2 separate regions of the Homo sapiens genome follow, and region 2 is linked to region 1. A link is a loop called in an ENCODE intact Hi-C map of the cell type or tissue named here. Cell type or tissue: breast epithelium. All regions are shown on one strand. Each heading gives the region's core, and the rest is flanking DNA. Links, peaks and the distances in the headings are about the cores only.

Evidence for each region. Peaks named below come from ENCODE experiments on the same cell type or tissue, not always from the same donor. Only the 100,000 strongest peaks of a DNase experiment are listed, where the experiment ranks them.
Region 2: a loop joins it to region 1, with 7 times the contacts of the local background. A loop is called at or near these places in 1 of 110 quality-filtered maps.

Annotation. Positions count from the first base shown.
Region 1 is chr17:77,702,319-77,707,694 of GRCh38, forward strand. No RefSeq gene overlaps it. Among named protein-coding and RNA genes, the nearest start is that of LINC01987, 24 kb to the right of the region's middle. In breast epithelium, for the core only: no CTCF peak of the experiment used is centred there; no DNase peak of the experiment used is centred there.
Region 2 is chr17:77,232,102-77,237,477 of GRCh38, forward strand. No RefSeq gene overlaps it. Among named protein-coding and RNA genes, the nearest start is that of LACAT1, 19 kb to the right of the region's middle. RefSeq lists enhancers at 1,122-2,321, 3,446-3,740. In breast epithelium, for the core only: no CTCF peak of the experiment used is centred there; no DNase peak of the experiment used is centred there; H3K4me3 peaks cover 843 bases; H3K27ac peaks cover 1,469 bases.

The DNA of each region.
Region 1 (5,376 bases), core at 251-5,250:
CTCCCACCAAGCCCCTCCCACCACACGTGGGGATTATGGGAACTAGTATTCAAGATGAGATTTGGGTGGGGACACAGCCAAACCATATCAAAGGGGAAGTTTGTAAACAACTAAGTCTGTTTTGTTGGAGATTTACAGAAGCATTGTGACCTAACCAAGGACAGAAAAGTTCCCAACCTCCTCGACCCCTCACTGGCACCCAAATGTTTGTGGTCCTCGGTCACCTCTTGATCCCAACCACTGCACGTAGCCTCCCCATATCCCCTCACCCATAAAAACCCTCTGGCCAGCCTGAAAAACTGAAAATGGTACTTTAGAATGCTAGTTTGCCATCCTCTTGGTTTGACTGACTTTCCAAATAAACCTGCTTTTCTTCCTACCAACCCTTGTCTCTAGTGGCTGGCTTTCAGGCAGCAAACAGTCAAACCTGGATTCCATTACAATTGCTGCAATTCAGTTCACTTATAGATCAGCATACATAAGCACAATATATATATAAGACACTACATAAGCTTATGTAACTGAATACATCATTGCTATTATTATGTTGAACCAACTGCTGTCTGTCAGGTCAATCAAGAATAAGAAAAATAAAAGTTTTTATTTTACCTTCACTTTTCCTTTCTTTAATGCACTTCCTTTCTTTATGCAGATCTGAGTTTCTTACCTATATTGTTTTCTCTAAAGAAATTTTCTTTTTAACATTTTTTGCCAGCCAAGTCTACTGGCAACAAATTCCCTCAATTCTGAGAATGTTTTTTTTTCTCTTTCACTTTTTCATCTTATCTATTTTTTTTTTTACTGGGGTAAAATATATGTAACATAAAATTTAACATCTTAGTTATTTTTAATTGTACAGTTCAGTAGCATTAAATATATTCATAATGTTGTATAACCATCACCACCATCCATCTCTATACCACTTTCATCTTATGAAACTGGAACTCTATCCTCATTAAACACTGACTTCCCATTCCCCTCTCCCAGGCCCTGGTGACCACTATTCTACTTTGTTTCTATGAGTCTGACTGCTATAGGTACCTCATATCAGTGGACTCTTACAATAGTCGTCCTTTTGTGCCTGGCTTATTTCACTCAGCATCATGTCCTCAAGGTTCATCTGTGTTTTAGCATGTGTCAGGCTTTCCTTTTTTAAGGCTGAATCATAATCGACTGTAATGTATACACCATATTTTGCTTATCCGTTCATCTGTTGATGGACACTTTGGTTGTTTCCACCTCTTAACTATTGTGAATAATGCTTCTAGAAACATGGGTGTACAAATACCTCTTCAAAACCCTGCTTTCAGTTCTTTAGAGTGTATACCTAGAAGTGGAATTGCTGGATCATATGGTAGTTCTGATGTAGGAGAGGCACACCCCAAAATTGGGGCTTAGCCCAGGAGGGTCCTTGGCTTCATCCAGGAAATAATTCAAGGGGAAGCCAGCAGTGTTAGACAGCAATCTTTTATTGAAACAGAGCTGCTCCTTGCAGAACAGGGCTAACTCATAGGCAGTGCACCTAGAGTCAGCAACGTATGGGCTGTTGGCAACTCTATTTATACTCATGTAAACCCACTTTCAATTACATGCAAATTAAGGGGTGGGTTAATGCTAAGGGTTCTAATGGATAAAGTAGTCAGCATGCAAGAATAGGTGGGCAATGTAACCAGAGACAGAAACCCTGAGAAAAACCAAAAAGGAAATGCAGGCAAACAACAGCACTAACAAAAATGAAGACTGACTTTGTTGGGCTTATCAGTTAGCTTGGATAGGGCTGAACAAAGAATCTCTGAACTGGAGGCTATATCAATAGAAACCTCCAGAACTAAAAAAGAAAGAGAACAAAGACTCAGGAAAACACAATAGAATATCCAAGAACTGTGGAACAACTATAAAAGGTATAACATACGCACAATGGGAGTACTGCTATGGGAGTCCCAGGAAACTAATACAATCTGCTGAGAGGCCGAACAATGCTGTATACTATAGTATTGGTCACCATTTGTTGACTGTGTGTGTACTTTAACCTACCAAGGAAGAGGGTATTGCTGTGCTCATTTCACAGATGAGGATGCTGAGACCCATGGTGGTTATGCATCCTTGCCAAGCCCCTGTTCCAGGAAGAGAAATTCCAGATCTAACTGACCTGAGCCTGTGTGCAGCTGCTGTGCTCTGCTACCCACATCTGTAGGCTCTGATGAGCCATGAGATGTTCACTCTAGCTTTGCTGAAGCCCCATGTCCAGACTGGCCATGTGGAGACCCACAGCACTGGGGATATATCTCTGGTTTCAGGTCCAGGAACCCGGTTCTGCAGCCCAACCTCAATGTCATGGGCTGCCTTGACAAATGCTGTGCCTGCTGACCTGGCCTGGGGCTCCCAACAGCTGCAGGGGGGCCTTCCACTGCCTCCCTGTCCTCTGTGCCATTTCCCCACCTGGCCCCAAACTGCTTGAAACCATCACTCGACTACCAGCCTCTTCCCACTACTGTCAGGGACATATTTGCTGCTGTCAGTGGCTGCATTGCACAGAAGCGAAGAGAAAAATGGTTTCAGACTCTGAAGCCACTACTGGAGGCGGAGGTGTTCGGATTAACTCTGCAGTCCTTTGGAACAGCTGTTTCCTGGCTGTTCCACTCTAACATGTGAATGCTCTCAAGGCTATTCACAATATTACTTCCACCTTCCTAGAGAAAGATGCTGCAGAAATAAGCCAGGCAAATTGTCTCTGTGCGATGACATACACAGTAGGTGCTTAAGAAATGTTGGCTGGATTGATCTGAAAATAAGCATGCACAAACAGCAGCCATGCGCTATTCCCTTCCATCTGCTGGAAGGCTGGCATTGAAACCTTCCTCCTCCTGGTAGTCTTTTGCCAGAGAACCAGGCATGCTTGCCCAGAGAGCTGCCTCTTGAGGGTAGGGCCCTGGAGGCTCCTGCTACAAAGCAATCTCAGAAGGCTTATCACAGAGTGTCAGGTGAAAAGGGCAAGATACAGCTGCACTTGCAGCATCATCTCAGCCGTGTGAAAAATATGTGCATAGAAAATGCCTGGAAGGGATGCAAAGAAGAAAGAGTTTATATAAGTAGATCCACAAATGCAGGTGGATGCATTTTTTTTTTCTGGAAAGAATCACAGAAACTGTTAAGTTAATTTGGGGGAAAGAGCTAGGTTGATGGGAAGGTGACTTTCACAGTGGCCCCCTTTTGTGGTCTGTTTTCTAACTTTATGTGTGTGTGACTTTTATTCATACTTCAAATGTTAGCAGGGTTATTGGGTAGCACAATTTTGGTCCTTTTGTTTGCTTTCTTTATCTGTACCTCTCCAGAGTAAAAAGCATTTTTAGTAATCAATTAATTTTTATTCATGTCGTCAAACAAATGAAATAGAAAATTCAACATGCAAAAAAAAAAAAAAAAGACTGAAAACAATATGGCAGGATTTTAATAATGGTAATCTCCAGTTAGGTAGATTATTGGATTAAGATTTTTTTTAATTTTATTATTATTATACTTTAAGTTTTAGGGTACATGTGCACAACGTGCAGGTTTGTTACATATGTATACATGTGCCATGTTGGTGTGCTGTACCCATTAACTCGTCATTTAGCATTAGGTATATCTCCTAATGCTATCCCTCCCCCCGCCCCCCACCCCACAACAGTCCCCAGAGTGTGATGTTCCCCTTCCTGTGTCCATGTGTTCTCATTGTTCAATTCCCACCTATGAGTGAGAACATGCGGTATTTGGGTTTTTGTCCTTGTGGTAGTTTCAGCAAACTGTCGCAAGATTTTATTTCTTCATGTTTGATCTCTCTTGCAGCCCAGACAAGTAATTGTAAAGGGAAAATAAAATACCCAGACAACAGCAGGGAAAACCATGAATTGGTGACTTTATTTGAGGAGAGGGCACCCAACTGTCCCCTCCCCAACCCATCATGCTTGCTCTGTCCTTAGTTGCAAATTCCCTTTGGGATCTGGATTCCTAATTCATGAACCCTCCCTTTTGCATGGATCAGGGCTAATGTGCTGTGTCAGTAATAGTTTTTGTTGCCTGAGAAAACACAAATTCAAAGAAAAATCTTAATAGTGAATTGTGGCCCCTGGGGGAAGACACTGAACAGACAATCAGGACCAATATGGTTAAGACCACTGCTTTGGGTTGGCTGTGTCCCCACCCAAATCTCATCTTGAATTATAGTTGCCATAATCCCTATGTGTCGTGGAGGAACCAGGTGGAGATAATTGACTCATGGGGGCAGTTTCCCTCTTCCTGTTCTCATGATAGTGAGTTCTTGCAAGATGTGATGGTTATATATGGGGTTTCCCCCTTCACTCAGCCCTTGTTCTTCTTCTCTTCCACCATGATTGTAAGTTTCCTGAGGCCTCTCCCGCCATGCTGAACTGTGAGTCAATTAAACTTCTTTCCTTCATAAATTACCCAGTCTCAGGTATGTCCTTAGATCAGCAAGAGAATGGGCCACTACAACCACAGACTCTGCAAGCAAACTCCCTGGAGTCCCCGTCCATTGGTTTACTAGCTGTGTGACTTTGGGCAAATGACTTAACTCCTCTGTGCTTCATGTCCTCATCTGTAAAATGGGTATAGTCAGTGTTCCTAACAGATAGGGTCATTTGTGAGGCTTCTAAGAAGGACAATGGGTGGTACATATGAAGTGCCTACCAAAGGATGGCTGTGATTCTTCTTGCAGGGTGGACGCCTTTCCCGGCAGTTCGTCTCAGCACCACAGCCTGGGTGCCTGCATCGCCTGCACCATGCATACAGAAGCTAACACCAGGCTGTATCAATTCCGGGGCCCAAGAGAGAAACAGGATGTCCCATGTGACTTCTGCTACTTTGGAGTGGGGTCTTCCAGGAATCTTTGTGATATGGCTTGGTTATGTCCCCACCCAAATCTCATCTTGAATTGTAATTCTCACAATTCCCACGTGTCATGGGAGGATCCCAGTGGGAGGTGATTGAATTAAGGAGAGGGGGAGTCTTTCCTGCACTGTTCTCGTGATAGTGAATGAGTCTTGCAAGAACCGATGGTTTTACAAATGGGAGTTTCCCTGCACACGCTCTTTTTGCCTGCTGCCATCCACATAAGATGTGACTTGCTCCTCCTTGCCTTCCATCACGATTGTGAGGCCTCCCTAGCCATGTGGAACTGTAGGTCCAATAAACCTTTTTCTTTTGTAAATTGCCCAGTCTCGGGTGTGTCTTTTTCAGCAGTGTGAAAACGGACTAATACACTTTGGGTAATAGGAAGAGCTGAGGGATGTTAAGTACATTTCCTCCAGCCCAGAGGTGAGGGGCAGGTGGAGTCGGGGAGAGGCAACTGCCACAGGCTGGACATCTGTATCCAGGCTG
Region 2 (5,376 bases), core at 210-5,209, 470 kb before region 1:
TTTTTTGGTATTTTTAATAGAGATGGGTTTTCACCATGTTGGCCAGGCTGGTCTCGAACTCCTGACCTCAGGTGATCCGCCCACCTCAGCCTCCCAAAGTGCTGGGATTACAGGTGTGAGCCACCACGCCCAGCCCTTGTGTCTGTTTTTTAATTAAAATTTTGATGGAGATAATTGTAGATCCACATGCAATTGCAAGAAATCACACTGAGAAATTCCTTTGACCCTTTACTCATTTTCCGCCAATGGCAACATCTTGCAAAATTATAATTCGCTACCACAACCAGGCTATCAATGTTGGGACAATCCACCAGTCTTATTATTTATTTATTTATTGAGACAGAGTATCACTCTGTTGCCCAGGCTGGAGTGCAGTGACGTGATCTCAGCTCACTGCAACCTCCGCTTTCCAGGTTCAAGTGATTCTCCTGCTTCAGCCACCCGAGTAGCTGGGATTACAAGTGTGCAGCACCACGCCCAGCCAATTTTTGTATTTTTAGTAGAGACCGGGGTTTCGCCATGTTGGCCAGGCTGGTCTCGAACTCCTGACCTCAAGTGATCCACCTGCCTTGGCCTCCCAAAGTGCTGGGATTACAGGCATGAGCCACTGTGCCCAGTCCCAATTTTTTTTTGATGCCTGCTCCTTCTGAGGCAGGTGTACTGATTTTTATGTGGACGTAAACTTTCGTTTTTCCAGGCAGTACAATAGCCGCCGTGTCATGTGGTAGTTAGTTGCGTGTTTTGTTTGATAAGAAACTGCTGTCCTGGCGCAGTGGCTCACGCTTGTAATCCCAGCACTTTGGGAGGCCAAGGCAGGAGGGTCACATGAGCTCAGGAGTTTGAGACCAGCCTGGGCAACATGGTGAAATCCCATCTTTACTAAAAATACAGAAAATTAGTCAGGCATGGTGGCATGTGCCTGTGGTCCCGGCTACTTAGGAGGCTGAGGTGGGAGGATCACTTGAGCCCAGGAGGTCAAGGTTGCAATAAGCCGACATCACACCACTGCACCCCAGCCTGGGTAACAAAGTGGGATCCCGTCTCAAAAAAAGAAAAGAAACTGCCAGACTGTTTTCCAGAGTAACTGTACTGTTCCCGCCAGCAGTGTGTGCGTGATCTTATTTCTCTGCATCCTCATTAGCATTTGGTGTTGCCACCATTTTTTGTTTCAGCCGTTCTGATAGTTAACGCAGTGATATCTTATTGTAGTCGTAATGTGAATTTCCCTAATGGCTCACGATATTGAACGTCTTTTCACGTGCTTATTTGCCATCCGTATATCCTTTTTGGTAAAATATTTCATATCTCTTGCCCATGTTCTAATTACATTCTTTGATGCTTTTCTGTTGAATTACACTGAGGGAGGTAAGGGAACCAGCCAAGCAGATTCCCTGGAGAAGAACATTCCAGAAAGAGAGAAGAGCTAATTTAAAGGCCATGAGACAGGAGTTCAGGGTGTTCAAGATAAAGCACCAGAGTCAGTGTAGCCGGGCGAGTGAGCTGCGGGAGAGGGAGGCACATTCACCAAATAATTCATGGCCACCCCCATAACCGGCCCCGCTACAGACAGGCGGCACCGCGCAGTTGGCCCAGGCCCCCACGACGGGAAGGAACGTGGGCCACTCCTGGGCAGAGGCATGAGGAACAGGTGAGCGATGCCTGGCCTGCCTTCTGCTTCTTGATGATGGCTGGAGGCCACGCATTGAGTTTGTTGAAACAAGATTGTGGCAGCCTGGATGGGTGAGTCACCGCGTGGAGCCGCTGCTGCTCTGGGGAGCTGCCTGGCTCGCTCTGGACTTAGCGTGAGCGAGAAGTAAATCTGTAGTGTATCGTGTCTTGGAGACATCAGGGCTTATTTGTCACCACTGCAAAAATGAGTTCATTCTGACAAATACAGGGATGAGGTCAGCAAAATGAGTTCATTCTGACAAATACAGGGATGAGGTCAGCAAAAATGAGTTCATTCTGACAAATAGAGGGATGAGGTCAGCAAAAATGAGTTCATTCTGACAAATACAGGGATGAGGTCAGCGGGACTTGGCGGGTGTGGGGGGCCGGTCAGGTCCTGCAAGGCCTTATGGGTCTTGGTAAGGACACCAGCTTTTTGGCTTGAGTTCTGAGTGAGATGGGAAACAGCTGCCTTTTCTCATTTGACTTTGACTTCCTCCCCTCAACCCCACCTGCTGCAATGAAAGTCGTAATATTTATGAGGTCAAAGGTATTCTCTTTCTCAGTAGCCTCTGGGTTTTGTATCAGCTTGGAAACGACTTTTGCATGTTTAATTCTCCTCCTACCTTTTTTTCTCGTACTTTCATGGCTTTTTAAAATTTTATTTTTATTTTGTTTAGAGGCAGAGTCTCACTCAAGGCTGGAGTGCAGTGGTGCCATCTCGGCTCACTGCAACCTTCCCCTCCGAGTTCAAGTGATTGTCGTGCCTCAGCCTCCCAAGTAGCTGGGATTACAGGCACGTGCCATGATGCCCAGCTAATTTTTGTATCTTTAGTAGAGACAGGGTTTCACTGCGTTGGCCAGGCTGGTCTCGAACTCAAGTGATCCTCCTGCCTCGGCCTCCCAAAGTGCTGGGATTACAGGCGTGAGCCACCGCACCCGGCCTTCATGGCTTTATTTTTTTACACTGAAATCTCTGATGCATCTGGTGGGTTTTGTGTAAGGAGTGAGGTCGAGCTTTTAATGAGTCCTAAATGGTCCTCTAGATTCAGTGTCTGCATGACAAAGCTTATGGCCAGCTCTTTGAAACTCTGGAGAAACCCTTTAGGGAACTGATGCTGGGTCTAGGGTGGGAAGGGCATCGGGGTGGTGAGAGGAGCCCCAGCAGATCACCAGGGAGGGCCAGGGCCGGCTGGGTGGCTGCCTGGGACAATTAGACAATTATGAGGAGTGTGGTGGCCAGGCGTGGTGGCTCATGCCCGTAATCCCAGTACTCTGGGAGGCCAAAGCGGGTGCATCACCTGAGGTTAGGAGTTCGAGGCCAGCCTGGCCAACATGGTGAAAACTCCTCTCTACAAAAAATTAGCTGGGTGTGGTGATGGGCACCTGTAATCTCAGCTACTTGGGAGGCTGAGACAGGAGAATCACTCGAACCTGGGAGGCGGAGGTTGCAGTGAGCGGAGATCACACCATTGCACTCAAGCCTGGGCAACAAGCGCGAAACTGTCTCCAAAAGAAAAAAAAAAGGAGTGTGGAAATAACCCAGGAATAAAAAAAACACAGTGCTAACATCACATTGTGTAGCCCCAGCGTGAAGGGGTTTTTGGCCACCACAGGGAGCAGAATGTCCTTTGGTGGACATGACAAGAGTCTTTTCTGAGGCACCCTGTCTGCGGCACAGCTGCCTGGGTGCCCGAGGAACAGCCCTGTGTCAGCATTTAGTCCGCTGAAACATGCAGCTAAATAACCAGCCGGCTGTCTTCCGAGAACAAGTGATTTATTTTTATTGCTTCATTTTTAAACACTTCAACATGCCTCCCAAGAAGCTGTGTGGTTTGGAAAAGCGTAAGAGAAAGCTGAAGAGAAAATGCAAGCTGGAGAAAAGTGGGGATGCTTTGCTGACACATTCTTCCGGAAACCAGCTCGGCTCTGCCAGGCGTGTGTTTTTGGCCAGTGCCATTTCCGGGCCCCTGGAGTTGATGGACATTTCCTGTGCGGGGTCTGATTCCCACTACAGATTTGAAAGAGGCATGCAGATTTTTATTTTAAAAAAAACTAAATAGAACCTGGTAGCCAGACATGGTGGCGCGAGCCTGCAGTCTCAGCTACTTATGAGACTGAGGTGGAAGAATCGCTTGAGCCCAGGATGTGGAGGTTGTAGCGAGCCAAGATTGCAGCACTGCACTCCAGCCTAGGTGACAGAACAAGAGACCCTCTCTCAAAAAACAAACAGGCTGGGCATGGTGGCTCATGCCCATAATCCCAGCAGTTTGGGAGACTGAGACAGGTGCATCACCTGAGGTCAGGAATTCGAGACCAGCCTGGCCAACATGGCGAAACCCCCTCTACTAAAAATACAAAAATTAGCCAGGCGTGGTGGCAGGCGCCTGTAATCCCAGCTGCTCAGGAGGCTGAGGCAGGAGAATTGATTGAACCTGGGAGGCGGAGGTTGCAGTGAGCCGAGATTGTGCCACTGCACTCCAGCCTGGGTGACAAGACCGAAACTGCGTCTCAAGAAAAAAACAAAAAACAAAACAAAAGCCCAAAACAAAAAACCCAAAATAAAAAAAACAAACTAAAGAATATTGGTTTTTCTGTCTCTCAAAATATGTAGTGAACATCTCTCAATCTAAGGGGCATTGTAGTGTTAGCCAGCTGAGGTAAAAAGGCAAGACCCATTCGTCTCCAAGTGTCCTAGCTGGGGCTCTTAAAGAACCAGCAAGGCCAGGTGCAGTGGCTCATGCCTGTAATCACAGCACTTTGGAAGGCCAAGGTGGGAGGATCATTTGAGCCCAGGAGTTCAAGACCAACCTGGGCAACATAGGGAGACTTTGTCGCTACCAAAAAAATACAAAAAAATTAGCCGGCCATGGTGGCATATGCCTGTAGTCCCAGCTATTTGGGAGGCTGAGGTGGGAGGATTGCTTGAGCCTGGGAGGTCAAGGCTGCAGGGAGCTGTGATGGCACCACTGCACTCCAGAGAGAGACCCTGTGTCAAAAAAGAAAGAAAGAAGGAAGGAAAATGAAGGAAGGAAAAAAAAGGAAGGAAAGAAAGGAGAGAGAAAGAAAAGAGAGAGAAAGAAAACAGAAGAGAAAAGAGGCTGGGTGCAGTGGCTCATGCCTGTAATCCCAGCACTTTGGGAGGCTGATGCGGGCGGATCACCTGAGGTCAGGAGTTCAAGACCAGCCTGGCCAACGTGGCGAAACCCCATCTGTACTAAAAATACAAAAATTAGCTAGGCATGGTGGCAGGCGCCTATAATCCTAGCTACTAGGGAGGCTGAGGCAGAATTGCTTGAACCCAGGAGGCAGAGGTTGCAGTGAGCCAAGATCACACCACTGCATTCCAGCCTGGGTGACAGAGCAAGACTACGTCTCAAAAAAAAAAAAAAAAAAAAAAAAAGGAAAAGAAAGAAAGAGACTGATTTAGTGATTTAGTTTGGCTCTATGTTCCCACCCAAGTCTCATCTCCAATTGTGATCCCCATAATTCCCATGTGTTGAAGGGGGGACCTGGTGGGAGGTGATTGGGTCATGGCAGCGGTTCCCCTATACCGTTCCCGAGATAGTGAGTGAGTTCTCAGATGATCTGATGGTTTTATAAGGGCCTCTTCCTCCTTCGCTCATTCACTCTCTCTTGCCTGCTGCCATGTAAGACATGCCTTTGCTTCTCTCTTGCTTTCTGCCATGATTGTAAGTCTCATGAGGC